Regions from separate parts of the Homo sapiens genome. Here region 2 is linked to region 1. The links are chromatin contacts, found by Hi-C or POLR2A ChIA-PET in ENCODE. All regions are on one chromosome and are shown on one strand. The core of a region is the stretch at or near the end of the contact, and the rest is flanking DNA. Distances in the headings are between cores, read along the strand shown. Region 1 holds the start of FAM234B (family with sequence similarity 234 member B). Region 2 holds the start of GPRC5D-AS1 (GPRC5D and HEBP1 antisense RNA 1).

Region 1 (4,281 bases), core at 923-3,422:
ACTCTCCCGGAATATACCTTTTCACTAAGAAAAGGAGACAGATTTTTCTTCTTTCTTCCTATCCTGTGTGACCTGGCTATTCCTTTCCACCCAAACTTTCTCCTAGAAACTCAAGTTCTTGTTCTGCAACTAAAATGAACATTTTTCTACATCCCTGTCACATTCACAGGTTATTTTTCTCAGTCTTCATATTTCAGGAATGCGTTCCATTTAGTTAAACTGATATCAGGCAAGCTACTACTGGCTCATTGTGACTTGTAGTGTTGCTCCTTTTAGATGACCTACATAGATGTAAAATATGTTTTTTAATCATGCCTCCAGAGAAGTGGCAAGCAGTAGAAATTTTGGGTATTGTAGAATGTTGAAAGAATTAATAAATAAATACATTACTAAACCATTAAATTACTATGAAATGTATTATTTGTTATTAAGTTACAAATTTTAAATTGTTAAAACATTAAGAAATTATCGATAAAAGAAGAGTGAATACTTAGAAAACACTAAGTGCCAGGCACTGTTGTAAGTGCTTTCTACATATATATTTAATTCTCAGGAGAACTCTATAAACTAGGAACTGTTTTGTCCCCATTTTGCAGATGAGAAAATTGAGGTGGGGAGAAATTAAGCAACTAACCCTCTGCCTGGCATCTAGGAAATGATAGAGTCAGGATTTGATCTCGGGAGGCCTGGCTCCTGGCTCCAGAGCCTGTGCTCTATCAGAGACAATGACATTTTTTTTTTCCAAGGGAAGAAAGGAGGTGAGACTGATTGCTGGAGACTCTCAGATTACTCCCACAGGATAGTCCTGTCTGCAGTTTCTCACGGGAATTAGGCAGCCTGCAAATGAGATGTATCTTGGAGCTTTTGTTGTGACACTCAGAAGTTACATTACCTTTCTATTTCTCAGCTTTCTCTTAAACAAAACAAGGAGAGTGGGACTAGATAGCCTCTAGGATCTGTTCCAGTTCTAAGATAACACAGTATTAGCATTCCTGCACTAAAATGCTGATCACTTGCGTGTGGGAAAGAAGCAAGTCAGTTCTTCCTTCTACACCACTGTGCCTGGTCCTGAGGCAAGCCAAGTTCAGAAGTCAGAGAGGGCCTGGGTGTTTGCATTTTCCACAGTGACCTCAGTGGGTGTTTGGGCAGCAAAAGTATTCACATTCCACTCAGTAGCTAGAGAGGAACACACAGGTATTCTCTATGTAAAAGGTAAGGATCCTGATTCATTTGGCAGCTGCTTTGAATTTTTTTCTTTAATTGAAAAGAAAGTACATTAAATTTGAGAAATACTATTCTAAGCTGCAGTTCCTATGTTAAAATGGAAAAAAGTTATGGAGGGATGAAGGAGATTTCCAGAGGGACAAGGAAGACAAAGTGGGGGAAAGCTCAGGGAGCCAAGGAAGGAGGAATTCCTGGGCATCGGGCTCTCCGCAAAAATCATTCAGGCAAAGCTGGGGTGATTACGGGGAGCGTGCAGATGCCTTAAAGGTCAAGCATTGAAATCTGAGGAGCTGGAGATGCTGCATCTATTGGATGTATGTACACAGTCGGATCCTCCTTCTACACCCTTCAACTAGAAGCTGCAGCGTAGGGTGCTGAGTAGACACCTGTAAAGAACTGGGAGCAATAAATGAGGGTTCGAGCTCCAGGAAACTTCAACTTCTACCTAAGAAGCGTAATAGAAACACTCTTACTAGGTGCCTACTGTGTGCTGTGTGTTTTAAACAGGTCGTATCATTTAATTCTCATTGCAAGCTTGTGAAGTAGGTAGTATGTCTTTAATTAAAAAAAAGCAGCGGCAGCTCAGTCGCCCCAAGGGACTTGCCCAAGATGGCCCAGCTAGTAAGTGATTCAGGCAGGATTCAAATCCAGTCTGCCTGATTTCAAAGCCCACGCACATTGCACAATCCACACCTCCTTAAATATCTCCTTCGAATCATTTTCACTGCAAGCTTACGGGGTATTTTCTCCCCATTTCACTGACGAGGCAAGTGAGACTCAGAGTGGTGAGGTGACCTGCATAGGTAGGGTGGGAGAAAAGCCTGCGGAGCGTGTACTCTGGCTTGGCCTCCCTCAGCTCTGTCCCCAGCAAGCGGGTCCCACCTTTCCCGGTCCCAGCCCCACGCACCGCCGCTCGGAACTACACTTCCCGGCAGAACGCGGGCGCGCGCACGCGCACCGGGGCCTCAGCCATGGCGACCGTGCTGTCCAGGGCGCTCAAGCTGCCGGGTAAGGAGTCGCATGCTTGCGACCACCCAGTCCCCGCCGGTGTTGGAATAAGGGGAGGCGAGGCTCTGGGGGCGAGGCCGGTCGGGCCCTGGCCTCAACCCAGACTCAGCTGCAGGCGCCCGGTGCCGAGGAGGGTGCAGTCCCTTGGGGCTGGGGTCTCTGTGCCACCAGAGGGCGAGAGGGGCGCCCAGCGGGGCAGGGGTCTCGGGCGCGGGGCGAACCCGGAGACGCGCGGGGAGAGGGCGCCGAGCAGGTGTTACGGCGGGGAATGTCAGAACGCCGGTCGCCGCTGTCCCGAGGGGAGGCTGGCGAGAGGAGCATCCTTCCCGAGCGCCGCGGACCCAGCACCGCAGGGACTCCGGCGCCTTCTGTCTTGGCTGGACCTGGGCGGGGGCGGCGGGACGGCGAGTGGCCCTCTGTGGATCATCCCCTCCACCTAACGGCAGCAACGACGCATCCATGAGGCAGGTGGGACAGGTATTTACGTCCCTTCCTAGTTTACAGAAGAGAAAATGAGAGTTATTTGGCTAAGTGAATTGTCCAAGGTCTCACAAGTATTGGGAAAGCTCGGCCTTGAACGTCAGGGGTCTTTTCACTCTAAATCCTGAGCTTTTGATTCCACTTGGTCAGTCTCCAGCTGCCGAGATTAAGCATGGGAAATGATTTGGCACCTATAAGTTGAAGATAATGTATGGAATCTTCTTTAAGGCAGCATTAGGGGTGATGACAACTTCCAGAGCTGATTCAGTACTTCGGGCAGCAGCTCCAAGTTTTTTTTCCTTTTTTTTTTTTTTTCCTCCTAAACCTCCAGAGTAGGATTGTACTGTTAGAAAGTTGATATTTAAATAAAAGTATATTTATTCCACCCAAGTAAATTTTAAACATTAGGCTTTAGAAAAATTGATGGCTCTACCTAGGTAAGTTTTAAGCATTAAGCTATAAACATTTATTTGCTGATAATTTGTATTAGAGGGAAAAGCAGTTGCTTTCATAGCTATCTCTAGAGAGGGCTATTTGGGTTTTGGTTGGATAGCTAGTTTGAGCTTGCAGGGGGATTACAGGGTCCTTGTTCTCAAGGAGCTTCCAGTATGCTACCCTGAAGCGAACCTTGCCATTTGGATGACGCTAGGTTGGATATTAATTTGCGTTTCTGTCCCCAGACTTCATGACCTCAGACAGATTATTATTTTTTTTAATATGGGCTCATTGGAACATTGGAAGGAACACTGATAGCATCTGCCTTGGAATGTGTGCATAACACTGGAATTAAAGGAGAGACGTGGCCCTTTACCTGCAGGATTAATTTTTTACTTTTTTACTTTGTATATCCTTAGTGTAGAATGATGTCCTCCCAGAGGGGTAATAAGATGTCAGACATTTAGCTTTATTTCTTTTTTTTTTTTCTTTTAGAGTCCTTTTTTAAAATTTCAGTGTAGGTCATTGTTATTCTCTAAGAATGAGAATGCATGAAAATCTTGCTTTAGCAACTCTTGAGGTCTTTTGTGTTCTTATGCCCCAAGGCTGTGGTGTTATTACTCCCTGGAGTATTAGTTGTAGGAACTGGTTGGGGTTCCCATAGTCCAGTCCATGGGCCTGTTTGGCAGGCAGCTTGGCCCTGAGCCCTGAGGTATGCTTGATGCTTTTTTAGGCCCAGATATAGTAGGCATGTGTTCTTTCATGTGATGTGGGTTTTAAGAAAATGTTCACTTGCGTCTACGGCCATACCACCCTGAACGCGCCCGATCTCGTCTGATCTCGGAAGCTAAGCAGGGTCGGGCCTGGTTAGTACTTGGATGGGAGAAAATGTTCACTTGCGTTTTTCCTTGTCTCCTTCTTGCCCTTTCTTCTTCCCTCCACCCAAAATACTATTTTTAGTTTTTGCATTAGGTACAAGTTGTTTTTATATAGCTCTTTTTGGCTCCCCTGTAATTGGGGTCCTGAGACTGCTGTCCTGTTTGGGCTACTGTGTTATGTTCCTGTAGTTAACATCCCCACTGTTTTCTTTGTTTGTTTTTTTGTTTGTTTGTTTGTTTTTTTGAGACGGAGTTT
Region 2 (4,281 bases), core at 931-3,430, 120 kb before region 1:
CCGAGGCTTGGAAGAAAGGAAAGGAATTTTTTACTTCTTGGGCTGAATACATTTCATCACATCCCAATTTATTTCCCTGAGGCTTTTCTTTGTCAAGCTTGGGAAAGTGCTGTTTCCTAGGAGAACCACACAAGAACAAACTTTAAATATGAGAAAAGAGAAAAGCACACCCCAAAGCAAAACAAAACAAAAAAAACCCCCAAAAACAATAAGAGAAGCATTTTAGATGGATTTTCTCCAAAGATCGATTGCATTGTGTTCCAAACGCATTTCTTTTCTTTCTTTTTTAAATTTTTTTTGAGATGAAGTTTCACTCTGTTACGCAGGCTGAGGTGCAGTGGCATGATCTTGGCTGACTGCAACCTCCACCTCCTGGGTTCAAGTGATTCTCCCGCCTCAGCTTTTCAAGTAGCTTCAGGTGCCCACCACCATGCCTGGCTAATTTTGTATTTTTAGTAGAGATGGGGTTTCACCACGTTGGCTAGGCTGGTCTCAAACTCCTGACCTCAAGTGATCCACCCGCCTCAGCCTCCCAAAGTGCTGGGATTACAGGCGTGAGTCACTGTGCCCAGTGTAAAGTGCATTTCTTTTCTAAACTGACTTGAACCAAAATGGATGAACAAGGACCCTTCAGATGATATACACCAAACTGGAAACAGATGAGAATGCCAGCAAATGGGCTCAGGAGGAATTTATCTTCTTGAATTTTCAGGCATAAGCTGATTTTGACAATGTTTTCTCTTACAAAAACAGGGTGAGCGTGTTCTGGATGGAGGCTGGGTGGGAACCCCAGGTCAGAGCAGATGTGGAACTGGGGCATGGGGAAGACTATACCCCAAAGAGGTGGGGGTGGGGAAGAAGATGAAAAGTGAAAGACGAATGTTCCCAGGGGCAGGAATTCATAAACTTTTTCCATTGATTCTGCCCTCTCAAGCCAATCACTTTCTGCCTTTTTGGACCAAATTGGGAAAGCCTGGACAGTCTGCTACAAACCAGACCAGAGCCTTTCCTTGTCAACAGAGCAGCGCTTCCTAAACTTATACTGCGTTAAAAATCACATGGGAATTTGTTAAAAATGCAGTGTCTGGAGGCCTCCTAGAGGTTCTGATTTAGTTGGTCTGAGTCAGGGTCCAAGAATTTGTATCCAGAGCAAGTATCCCGGCGATTCTTCTGCTTGGACAGGGTTGGGACAAGGCGTCGGCCAGTCATCCACATTGTCTTTTTGCAGATCCACTAATCTTCCATGCAGGCTCCAACAGCTCCTTCCCGGCCTGGGAACCCAAATCCGCAGGAAGAATCTCGGGGTGTTGTCTTGGCTTATTCATTCAGAGCTGTCGTGTGTGGTTCTGCAAACAGTACTCAGATGCGTTCCCTCTCCCCGTAGGGATCTTGCTGGAGATGCCCAGGGTTAACAGTGGAACTCCATATGGAGACAGAGGCATGGGGGGAGCTTCGCTGGAGATGGGACAGCCTGCTCCACCGCGAAGCCTACTGAGGCTCTCTTCTTACGTACCCCGCGCAATCTCATCTCCCTGAACAACTTCCACCTCCACCTTTCAGCTCATTCCCTAATGTCTGCTTCTGTTGGAACTCCACAATCTCATCTTTATCTGCCTAGGTGTGTTACAGTAGGTAGCTGTCAGGTATGAGCAGGGCAGGAGAGGGTCTGTTCCAATAGCAGGAACCTCAGGTGACCATCAGGTGATGGTCAGGCGGCTGTTAGTCTGTCGCTCTAAAATAATAATTGGTCGCAGCCGGTGCTAGGGAAAGACAGGCTCCCAGTAGATAGAAAACACCTGAAACGGGTGATAAGCAGCTTCCCGGTAAGATCTTAGCAGTTGGGCGAGTGTACTCAAGCATGAGCACTAACAGGCAGAATGCCAGAGTTTAACTGGTATATGACCTTCTAGGGACATTCGACTGATAAGGGAAGAACGCCTCACGTGAGCATGTGTACAACTCCTGCATGCGTACAAACACACTGCGCATGCTCCCCTCCCAGGCGCTGGCAGGCCACACACTGCGCATGCTCCCCTCCCAGGTGCCGGCAGGCCACACACTGCGCATGCTCCCCTCCCAGGTGCTGGCAGGCCACACACTGCGCATGCTCCCCTCCCAGGTGCTGGCAGGCCACACACTGCGCATGCTCCCCTCCCAGGTGCTGGCAGGCCACTGCGCAAGTGTGGACAGCCTACACCAAGGGAAGAGTCAGGGGAGAAGGAACACAAGACTCCGGAAGCATGCCAGCGTATAAAACCGTAAGTCAAAGGTCAGACTGTCCAGTGGGTGATCTCTCAAGTCGCCCGCTTGGCCTCTTCCAAGTGTACTTTACTTCCTTTCATTCCTGCTCTAAAACTTTTTAATAAACTTTCATTCCTGCTCTAATACTTGCCTCAGTCACTCCTGCCTTACCACAATATTTTTTAAAACAAAATCAATACCAAAAAGCCCATGATAAACAACATATCAAAATTTTATAAAAGCAGGCTGTTTGGTTTGTTTTACGACCTTGCGTTACTGCAAGAGAGGAGCCGTTTCCAATCAGGCTTTGGATCCTGGGCTTATGTGGCTGCTGTGTCCCTGCCATGGATCTGTGAGGGTTGACAATGGGGTACAAACAAATTGGGCAATATATATATACACATATATGTGTATATACATATATACACATATATGTGTATATATACATATATACACACATACATGTGTATATATATACATATATACATATATACACACATACATGTGTATATATATACATATATACATATATACACATACACATATATGTGTATATATATAATATATACATATATACACATACACATATATGTGTATATATATAATATATACATATATACACATACACATATGTGTATATATATAATATATACATATATACACATATACACATATATGTGTATATATATAATATATACATATATACACATATACACATATATGTGTATATATAATATATACATATATACATATATGTATATGTGTGTATATACACACATATATGTATATATGTATATATGTACATACACACACACACACACACATATATATAGTTTGTTTGTATTTTGAGAGGGAAGAAAGATGAAAGAAAGGGAGGGCTTAAAAAATTTTTTTTGAGACAGCATCTTGCTCTGTTGCCCAGGCTAAAGTGCAGTGGCACCATCATGGCCCACTGTTGCCTCAACCTCTCAAGCCCCATCAATTCTCCCACCTCAGCCTCCCGAGTAGTTGGAACTATGGGTGTGTGCCACCATTCTTGGGTACTTTCTAAAAAATTTATTAAAATATTTGAGACAGGGTCTTGCTTTGTTGCCAGGCTGGAGTGCAGCGGTGCAATCACAGCTCACTGCAGTCTTAACCTCCTGGGCTCAAGCAATCCTCCTGCCTCAGCTGCCTGAGTAGCTGGGTTCACAGGTACGTGCCACCACGGCCAGCTAATTTTTTTGATTTTTAGTAGAGACGGTGCCTTGCTATGTTGCCCAGGCTGATCTCGAACTCCTGGATTCAAGCAATCCTTCCGTCTTAACGTCCTAAAGTGCTGGGATTTCAGGCATGAGCCACCATGCCCAGCCTCTTGGATATTTTTATTAGATTTTTTTTTTTTTTTGTAGAGATGGGGGTCTTGCTGTGTTGCCCAGGCTGGTCTTGAACTCCTGGGCTCAAATCATCCTGCCTTGGCCTCCAAAAGTGTTGGGATTACAAGTGTGAACCACTGTACCTGGCCTTTTTATTTTTGTTTTAAAAGAGAGAAGAAAGGGAGATGGGGGGAAGGAGGCTTTATATATATATATATATATATATATATATATAATTTCTTATTTTTATTTTTTTTAGATGGAGTCTTGCTCTGTTGCCCAGGCTTGAATGCAATGGTGCGATCTTGGCTCACTGCAACCTCTGCCTCCCAGGTTTAAGCGATTCTCCTGCCTCAGCCTCCCTAGTATCTGGGATTACAGGTGTATGCCACCACACCTGACTAATTTTTTTGTATTTTTAGTAGAGATGGGGTTTCACCACATTGACCCAGCTGGTCTCAAACTTCTGACCTCAAGTGATCCACCTGCCTCCGCCTCCCAAAGTGCTGGGATTATAGGCGTGAGCCATCGTGCCCGGCTGAGGCTTAATTTTTTGATTGGAGACTTTTAAATGACGTTTTTCCACTTGGTTCAAAGCATGGGAAGATATTTTGATAAGCGCATATAGGGACACACACGTTTCCTTCTGTCTCGGGCTCCAAGAGGGCCTAGCACAGCAGTGCTC

The links. A loop is a pair of places that touch in the nucleus more often than their neighbours do. ChIA-PET counts read pairs that join two places held with the same protein, here RNA polymerase II (POLR2A). Pooled maps may share reads with other maps.
Region 2: a pooled map shows a loop between it and region 1 (1.9-fold over the local background). The contact joins the promoter of GPRC5D-AS1 here to the promoter of FAM234B in region 1. A Hi-C loop is called at or near these places in 2 of 168 maps with a recorded cell type or tissue (naive thymus-derived CD4-positive, alpha-beta T cell and psoas muscle), 1 of 37 single-sample maps with no recorded cell type and 15 of 50 pooled maps. POLR2A ChIA-PET finds 5 or more read pairs at or near these places in 3 of 52 experiments (A673, MCF 10A and activated T-cell).

Annotation. Positions count from the first base shown.
Region 1 is chr12:13,042,209-13,046,489 of GRCh38, forward strand. FAM234B (family with sequence similarity 234 member B) reads left to right here and starts at 2,173. Exons shown (of 13, transcript NM_020853.2): 1 at 2,173-2,232. The coding sequence starts at 2,196.
Region 2 is chr12:12,925,546-12,929,826 of GRCh38, forward strand. It overlaps GPRC5D-AS1 (GPRC5D and HEBP1 antisense RNA 1), which reads left to right and starts at 2,181. Exons shown (of 3, transcript NR_149067.1): 1 at 2,181-2,258.